Linked DNA regions of Homo sapiens: region 2 is linked to region 1. A link is an interaction called in ENCODE POLR2A ChIA-PET data of the cell type or tissue named here. Cell type or tissue: OCI-LY7. All regions are shown on one strand. Each heading gives the region's core, and the rest is flanking DNA. Links, peaks and the distances in the headings are about the cores only.

Evidence for each region. Peaks named below come from ENCODE experiments on the same cell type or tissue, not always from the same donor. Only the 100,000 strongest peaks of a DNase experiment are listed, where the experiment ranks them.
Region 2: POLR2A ChIA-PET joins it to region 1 with 5 read pairs; 1 of 35 experiments calls an interaction of 5 or more read pairs at or near these places.

Annotation. Positions count from the first base shown.
Region 1 is chr6:119,451,700-119,456,101 of GRCh38, reverse strand. LOC285762 (a long non-coding RNA gene) reads left to right here. Exons shown (of 6, transcript NR_046100.1): 6 at 909-3,555. Among named protein-coding and RNA genes, the nearest start is that of MAN1A1, 100 kb to the right of the region's middle. In OCI-LY7, for the core only: no CTCF peak of the experiment used is centred there; a DNase peak (open chromatin) is centred at 2,471; H3K4me3 peaks cover 835 bases.
Region 2 is chr6:119,390,750-119,395,151 of GRCh38, reverse strand. No RefSeq gene overlaps it. Among named protein-coding and RNA genes, the nearest start is that of MAN1A1, 43 kb to the right of the region's middle. In OCI-LY7, for the core only: a CTCF peak has its summit at 315; no DNase peak of the experiment used is centred there; H3K4me3 peaks cover 321 bases; H3K27ac peaks cover 887 bases.

The DNA of each region.
Region 1 (4,402 bases), core at 248-4,247:
AAGATAAATTCATGGATATCATGAGAGAGTGGTCTACTTTATCGAGTGAAAGGAAAGAGGCTTAAAATGAGTCTTAGGTAAATGAGTAAGAAAGCTCCTCCTTATAACTCTCTATCTCTCCAGGCATGCACAACTTGCTAGAATTCTGCACATAGCTTACAGATACTCATGGCCATGATTCGAACAAAGGAGGATGAAGAAAAAGCATTTTCTTTTCTCTACAGCCTCCCCTTCCTTTAACTCTGACCCTGGCCACAGTCCCTTGAGGCTGTTGCTGGTGATGAGCACCAGTAAGGAGCAGGGAGAAATCTGAAGCCACACAGAGGTAAAGATTACCCATGGAAGCAGGACATAAAATCAGAGAGGAGCAGTCATCCTAGACATGAGTATGCCGGAAGGCAAGGGAAAGTCTAAAGCATCAAGGCCAAGGCCAGGTAGAAAAATGGGATCTGAAGCTAGAAGTCTGAAAGAATGAGAATAGGCAAGACCAAGAGAATGAGTTCAGGAGACTGAGCTTAAAAATGTTCCTTGACACAACACTACAGATAAAGGGTATGAGCGTCTCTGTATCTGTTTTCTTGGGCAGGAGGTTAGGTGGGAGTAGTTAGGGCATTGTGCTTCTCAAGAAATTCTCAGGATTGTACCCCCATTCTTCTCCTCACATATAGTACTGTCATTTGGGGAGGTGGGGTGGTGCTGAAGATGTTTCTACCCTACCCCTTGAAGATCCAGAATGGCAGCTAACAGTCTCCCTAAGTAAGCAAGTCATTCACTCTATAACTTGAGCATAGGGAAGCCTAAGGTTGGGCTGGAATAAATGTTATTCTTTATAACTATAATCCATGCTCAGAGAACGCGTTTTGTTCAGCAAGAAAAGTGAGCTAAATGGAGGCTTTTTTTTTTTACAGACGTTATGACACTTGAAGAATTATGTAGGTTATTGCTGACACCATGTAAGCACCCTCTAAAATAACCCAGAAAAAATGCTCTGAGAAGACCTGAATTACAAGTGTGTGGAATACCTCCATCTTCTGCTTAACTGATGTGAACCACAGGGAAGGGATAATTGTGGAAATGAAACAGGAAACAAGCAAAACCATTTATAACACATGAAAATGAGTAAGCAAGCAAGTTGGCATGCATGAGATATAGAAAAAAGAGCGAATTTGTATCTAGTGCTTCCAGTGAATTGTTCAAGAACACTTCATCCTTGGAGAAGAATTTCCTCTAATTCTGTCAAGGGTGGTGTCTGCATGGGTTACGTGCCAAGTAATTGCCTGGTCACAAGCTAACAGTGTCAAGAGGCTATTTTAAAGATGAATGGGAACACAAAACATATTTTGTCCTATTCACCACTTTGAATATATCTCAGGAACAAAACTTGCACCTGAAATGAAATGGAGAAATGCGATTTTTATGAGTTACTGGCTTTTTCCCCCCTTCACACCACTGACAGAACAAAAACATTTAGAGGAAGACAGCCCAATGTCATGTAAGTATTTGTATATTTGTTCTCACCATGGTACACAAGGGACATATCGAACCCTTTCCCTGACTAAAAACAGGACATTATTTAAGCTCTGCCATCACACTCCAATGCTTTTCAATAGCTAGAAGAATTCTGCATTCCTTCCCATAGGAACTGTAAGCTCAAAAAGAAAAATTCTTCTGCAACACACTCTATCAATAACTTGTATTCATTTTGCTTTCTGAAATAGTTACTTTTTAAAATGTATATGCTAAGAAAAAGTGAAAGAAGAAAAAAGAGGCCCTCCATCTATGAATTGTGCTCTTTTTTTATTCATATGATTTCCAAGACCAAGCAAATTATCATAATCTTCCTAACAGAGATACACAATTCCACCTAAGAATTACCATTTACTTAAACCAGTGAAAAGCAGTTTCTATTAGATGCTGAGACAAGTCATCTGTATGTGTTCATATGTGCTCCCTAGAAATTATTTTTGAATTTCAAGGTTATAAATAATTCCCAAACTCAAGTTCATGCTGATATTCTAATATGGGTTATTTGTTCTCCTCTGCTGGTGTCATTTCTTTTGATTTAATCATTATCCCTTACAGGCTGGCACTGGTCTATTCAGTATACTGACAGGACCAAGCCATCATCCCACCTAAGAATATCAATTATGCTTTCAAAGCATACAATTTGATTCATGCAGAAGCTACTGTATATGCATCATGGTGTTTTCATAAAGACTCCCTTATTTACTCTAAACAGTGTTATGCCTTTTACCATAAGATTCTGTAGTAACTGTTTAACCTTTCTAAATCTTTTCAAGAAATCTTAAAAGAAAGGAAAGCTTGCCCTCAAGAATACACTTTCTGTTCTTATAAAAATCAGCTCCTCTATAAATAGCTGCAGTGAGGCAAAGCTTCAAAGCTTCAGCCTAAAATGCCATGAGTACTGTCCTGTAGAGACAGCTTTCAACCATGTCTGAGTCGGCACAAAAAAGGAACTTCCTGCCAGCTGAATGTGTGTCTCCCAACTTTCTCTCCTCATGCATATCTAAAAAGGATACTGAGCTAGAATTGCTAGTAGTTTTCCTATTTAAGGCCTGTATGGAAGTCGTTCCCACAGTAGAAGCTGGAAACACACACACAGCCCACTCCTTCACTCACTCATAACCTAGCAGGACCAGCTCCGGGCCCGCTCAGCTCCCTGTGCTGCCTGATTTCTCATTTCTCGAAGCACACAGAGGCTGGAATGAGCCCACCATCTGCCCCAACCACCAGAAACAAAAACATGCCTTTTTCTATCCCTGTGTGTGCAGGCAACGTCCACCCATGCTGCTCAAGCCCTTTGATCCTACAGACCAAGCCACCACATCCTCTTCATACCCCCTCATGCACCCATGAACACAAGCACGCACACACACACACACACACACGCACAAACACACATGCCCACACAATGCTCACAGTGATGTCAGGAGTGGTTACCCTTCCTTCCATATGCCTATGTACCATATGACAGAGACAGCAACAAGGAAAAACATTACTTCGCCTCCCCAAACCAATCCTAATGTCTTTCTTCAGTGAAAATGGTTCATCTGCACTGGGGTCCTCCATGTAAGAGCCAGAAGTTCTGGGCTTCTCCAGATATGTGCACATCGAGAAATAATGAGCACAACTGTATGGTAGTGAAGACAAACAATTGCAGTACAGTTGAAAACTGCTCTGTGTGAACTGATTACCCACAGAGTACCATGCTCTGCCAGGGTCGGTGTGGTAGAGGGCCATCTCCTCCCGTGCCATTCTTCTAGGATCAGCTATGTCAGCTCTTGTTAAAAACTCCTCACCAAAAAGAATCAAAAACAGAAACCAAGATAGCACTTGAGAGAAGATGGAGGAGATGTTCATTCCTGTACCCATCTCTGGAGGGCCACATGTTTGGAGACTACAGTACAGTTTGCCTCTATCTGCTTACTATAATCCTGAGGATGGATTTTGAAGCATAGTTAAATGGTGTTGGCCATTTCCCCTCACTTTAATTATTCAAAATAAACAAACAAATAAAATGCCTTTCCAAATGCTTCATCAATGTTTTTATAGGCATATATATGCATCTTTAAAAATTAAGATCGTACTATATATGCTTTTGTTAAGCTTTTTCATTTAAATATTTTGTTTTTCATGAAATATACATTGATAAGAATTTTCTTAATTACATGTTCTTCGACACAACTTTTTTTGACATTTATCAATTTAATTAGATATTAAACATCTAGGTGTAATTGGGGATGAACTTATCTGTGGCACGGATCAGGTACAGTCTGCAGAAGCCTGGATTCTTACTAGCACCTAGGAGACTTATTTTTCTCTGTTTTATAAACCATATCCAGAAAATGAATTTGTTTGTTCTCACTGATGGCTCTCAATTCTTGAGAATTAATTGGTCTTTATTACATCTAGGTGTGATATTTGCTAGCTAGGTATGAAATATCAGTTGTCTCATTTGTAAAAATAAACAATCCTTTGCTTATTCAAACTACAGTCACGTTTGTAGGTAACCCATATGTCCATTTAGTTCTAAATTTTTAGGCTAAAAAAGCATGAGTCGAGCTGGCAATTTTCAGTGTTCCCTATCTCAATGTAGACCCTGTTAAACTTTAATCACCTTGTGAAGACATTTGTCAAGACAAAAGTATAACAAGTATTGGCCACACAGGCAGTCATTTTGGTATAAATGAAAGATTGTTGACTGTCCTCAGCTTTCAACTCTGCAAACCAAGAGCTTTAGTTTAAGCTGGATGCCCCCCAGCTGGCAATTCTTATACAGAACCTTCTCTTTAGCATCACTGTGAGAAGTGGGATCCGTAGAAAGCTTCCTAAAAGATCAAATTATAATTTAAACCTCTTAAACATATTTTAATGAAGCAAA
Region 2 (4,402 bases), core at 311-4,310, 61 kb after region 1:
ATTACCTCTGTCAACCCAGAAGAGCAGCCAAAAGTACCAATGGGAAGATATTGGGGACCTCAAGCTAAAAAATCACAAAAGATAATAATTCACCTTCCATGAATATCCTCTTTATAGTCTTGCCTATGCTTGCTGTTCTTACCTTCATTCTGTTCTATACCATGTGGTACAATGTTGTTTTCAGAATAATTACTATATTTCATCTCTTAGTTCTGTAATCTTTGGCACTAGATTCTTTCCTTTTAACCCCTTTTTGTATAATACACGTTTGATCCATGCATACCTAACCTTGTAAAACTTGTTTCTTCTCACCTAGAGGCCATCAAATTCTAAATGGTCAGGCAACCAGAGCCTTGGACAATGGCTCCCTTTTGCCGGGGACCCTTAGGTAGACCTGTGGGAGGAATCTGACTGCTGTTCTCCCCAAAACAATGCCCCCTGTCAGCAGGATGTAGCTAAGACTGGTCATCATCTCTATTCTAATAGCAGTTAGATGTGCCTCTTCAGAGGTGGGGAAATGATAGGGACAGAGTGCAGGGAAATTCTGGGCAGAAGAGGGCGGATCCCTGGCAAGCGCCCCACCCTCAAGCCAAAAAGCCTGATACCACAAACCAAAGTGAGAATTTCACATCACTGTTTTCCAGCTCGAATGTGTCTTTTCCAAAACCACTCATGGCCCGCCCCACCCCCATCCTGCACCCATAAAAACTCCAGGCTCAGCTGGCAGAGCGAGGAGAAGCAGCTGGACGTTAGAGGCTACAGCTGGATGTTGGAGAGAAGCAGCTTGATTTCAGAGGGACAGCTTGACAATGTACCTTCAGAGAGGAGTCCAGCCAAGGACAGCCGGACTTTAGAGGAAGATTGCCTTCCCATTCTGTCCCCTTTCAGCTCCCTTTCCTGCTGAGAGCCACTTTCATCGGCAATAAAATCCCCCACATTTACCATCTTCAATTCATTCATGCAACCTAATTCCTCCTGGATGCCAGGCAACAACTCAGGTGCCAAGAGTGTAGGTACAAAAGGCTGTCACACTGACCCTCCACTGAGGTGTTAACACTTAAGCCATCCATGGACAGCAAAGCAAAAAGGGCACTGTAACACTCTTCCTGGTATTTCAGGGGTCACAGACACCCCCCCCAGGATGCTGCTGCAGGGCCGGTATGGAGTTCACTCTTTCCAGTGCCGAAAATAACTTGCCCTGGCTCCTGCACCCACTCACCTGCACTACCCGTCCCATGAGGTGTGGACCAGCGAGTGAGTGGAGTTTGCCCCTGCCAGCTCTGAAGCAGCCAGCTAGAGCTCATGCACTCCAACTCCCACCTGGGAAGGCGTCAGGGAAACATCCTGCTTCATTTCTTCATTTTCTATCTACAGAATTTGTTTATTTGTTAGATAATTATTTTATTAAAATTTTCTAGCTTAATTTTATTGTGGTCAATAATATGGTTTGCAAAATGCCAATCTTTAGAAAATGGACCCTTACTTTAGGGTTCAGTATGAAGTAACTTTTTAAAATGTTCTATTTATACACATTTATGTGTTTGGGGAAAAAATGTTTACACTTTAGTTGTGAGACACCCTGATTATTTTATCGTTAATCATGTTCAAATAGTCTATATCTTACTTTTTTCTACTGTATTTGTCAGTCAGTTACTGAGAGAAGTATATTAAAATCTCTGAAAATTGTTAATCCTCTTTATTTTTATGCTTCTTGCCTAAAACTATTTTGTATGATAAAAATAATAAACTTATGCCACATTGCTTTTGTCTGGGTTTTGTCTAAAACATGTTTCTGTTCTTTTACTCTTAAGTTTGTGTAGCATTATGCTTTTGGTGTGTCTACATTCTCAATTTTATTTTATTTTGCTGATTATCCAGCCAATAATCTTGGATTTTTTGACTGAAGCATTTGGATTTCTTTCTACCTGAATTTTTTAAACTCTGTCTTTTCTGTTTTTCACTTTCTTTCTTATGTCACTTTAGATTGTAGAATCCTATTATGGATTTGGTCGTTGAACATTCTATGTGTTCTCTTTTGGTGGTTACCTCAGAAATTTCAATATCCATAGTTAATTTCACAATGTTAAAAATTGATCAATATATTTTTCTTCTACCTGTATATTACAATGGTCTTAGAACACTTTAATTTCATGTAATTCCCTCCTAACTTGCATGCTGTATCAAGAATTTTATTTCTGTCATTTTTTAACTCCAAAGAATTGTTTGTATAGATAAATGTTAGCTAAAATTTATCCTCATATTTACACTTTCTTCACTTTCATTTCTTCTTGCATCTCAGATCTTTCATTACTTTTCTTCAGCTGAAGTAAAACTTTTCAAATTTCCTTTGGTTAGCCTCTGGTTGTGGCAAACTGTCTCAGTTTGTCTTGTCTGAAATGTTCTTATTTCACCCCCAAGCAGAAGGTACAGCCCTTTAGTGTTCCAGCTTAGTGAGAGATGTTTTCTATTTAATCCCACACCGTGGGCAAATTCTGGGCTTGCTTTCTCGTGCCTAAGCCACACTCCAAAATCACTACCCCCAAAATGCAGATTAAAGTTGAAGTTCACCAGGTTATAATAATACCCCAGCCTCAATCCTCTGTTTACTTACCTGGGTTCCTGATTTTATTTTCGTTTTGGACTGGATATTTCTTACTTTTAGGTCATGGATCCCTTTTCAAAAATTTAAAAATATATGTTTAATCCAGTATTTTTTAAATGGTCAGTCAAGTTACTTAGTGCTATGTTTTTATTTACTCATATGACAATATTTCAATAATATTTTTTCATTTTATTTCATAGCATTTGTAAATAATGTTTTTAAAGAATTTATGTTACACAGAATATATCTACTATAGTTTACATTGTCATTCTTCTAATGTTGGGTTTTCATTTCTAGTTTTTACTACTGTAAATAATACAAAAAGGGAAACCATAAAGCAGAAAAAAAAAACAAGTGAAAAGAATATAAACATTTCAGAGACCATACATTTGCTTTTCTTCAATTATTTGAAAAGGTGAACATTTTTCTGTGTCCTGTTTATTTTTTATTCCTTTTACAGATTTATCTATCAATGTCTTTGTATATATATATGTATTTTTGAGACAGAGTTTTGCTCTTGTTGCCCAGGCTGGAGTGCAATGGCGCAATCTTGGCTCACTGCAACCTCTGCCTCCCGGGTTCAAGCAATTCTCTCACGTCAGCCTCCTAAGTCAGCTTAGCTCCCATATGCCAGGCATCTTCAAATGCTAATCATATGTAACTACAACTTTGAGAGGTATATTGTAAAGTTAGAAATTCACAGATTTAGGAAGATGGTTTCTAATTGCTTTTAATTATTGTATTTATATACATACACAATTCATAATATTATCTACAATTTTTCCAATATTATATTTTCTTTATTGACACACATGTGAACACAGAAATTGACACAGATAATAATAGGATGTCTAAAAATGGAGATATTCACACATTTAGTTTATTTTTTTGCAGCTGTTATAGGTAGACATAACCTTTACTTTGAGCCAACCATGAAAAACAAGGTGATACAGCATAACTTGGCTTCTTCTCAAAAGTTAGGGGAAAAAGAGGCATTGCAGGAAAAGAGGACAGTACTGATAATAAAAATGACTTGCTTTGTCACCAACTAGAGTAGAAAGGACCTTAAAGAAGAGCTAATATCTGTCTATAGAGGAAGAAGATAAAAACTAAAAGGTGAAGTGACCAAACCTAGCCACACAACTGGAGCTGCAATCCAGTTTTTCAGAGTACTAGTCCAGAGTTTTGTTTTATGCACTTTCTACCTTCTTAAGCCTTAGATGTATATGTTCTCTTTGAGCTGCAAGATCTACGACATGAAGAACTTTATAAAAATGAAATAGATACCCTTGTGTAGGATGGGATAAGAATTATAAATTAACAAGTCAACTATATTAAAAGAGAAATTGAAGAATGACTTAAACCTTCTCAGTCTCAAATTACTCCTATTGAAACCCTCCTAGTAGTTGGTGACTTTCAGATTGTTAATTTTAAAGTAACATAATGCCTAATGGATATATGTTTTTGATTAAGAAGATAAAAATTTTACATATTTATGAACTAAGGAATGAGAATGTGTAAAAGGCAAGATAGGTCTGATCTGTTAAAAACATTATGCTAATTTCAAAGAATGCTACTCTATGCCAAGTTAAATAGTTGGTTTCCAAAGTTGGTAGATAAAATGTTACCCTTAAATAGCTCAACAAATTAATTTTTAAATAAATATTTTATAGGCTTTGCAGCCATATTGTAAGTACTTTAAAACAGCATGCTGTATTTAAAATGCTAAAATATATATAGTAAAATTATGATATTTGATAAGAAAATTGTACTACAATTTGTGCTGAATGGCTTAAAACA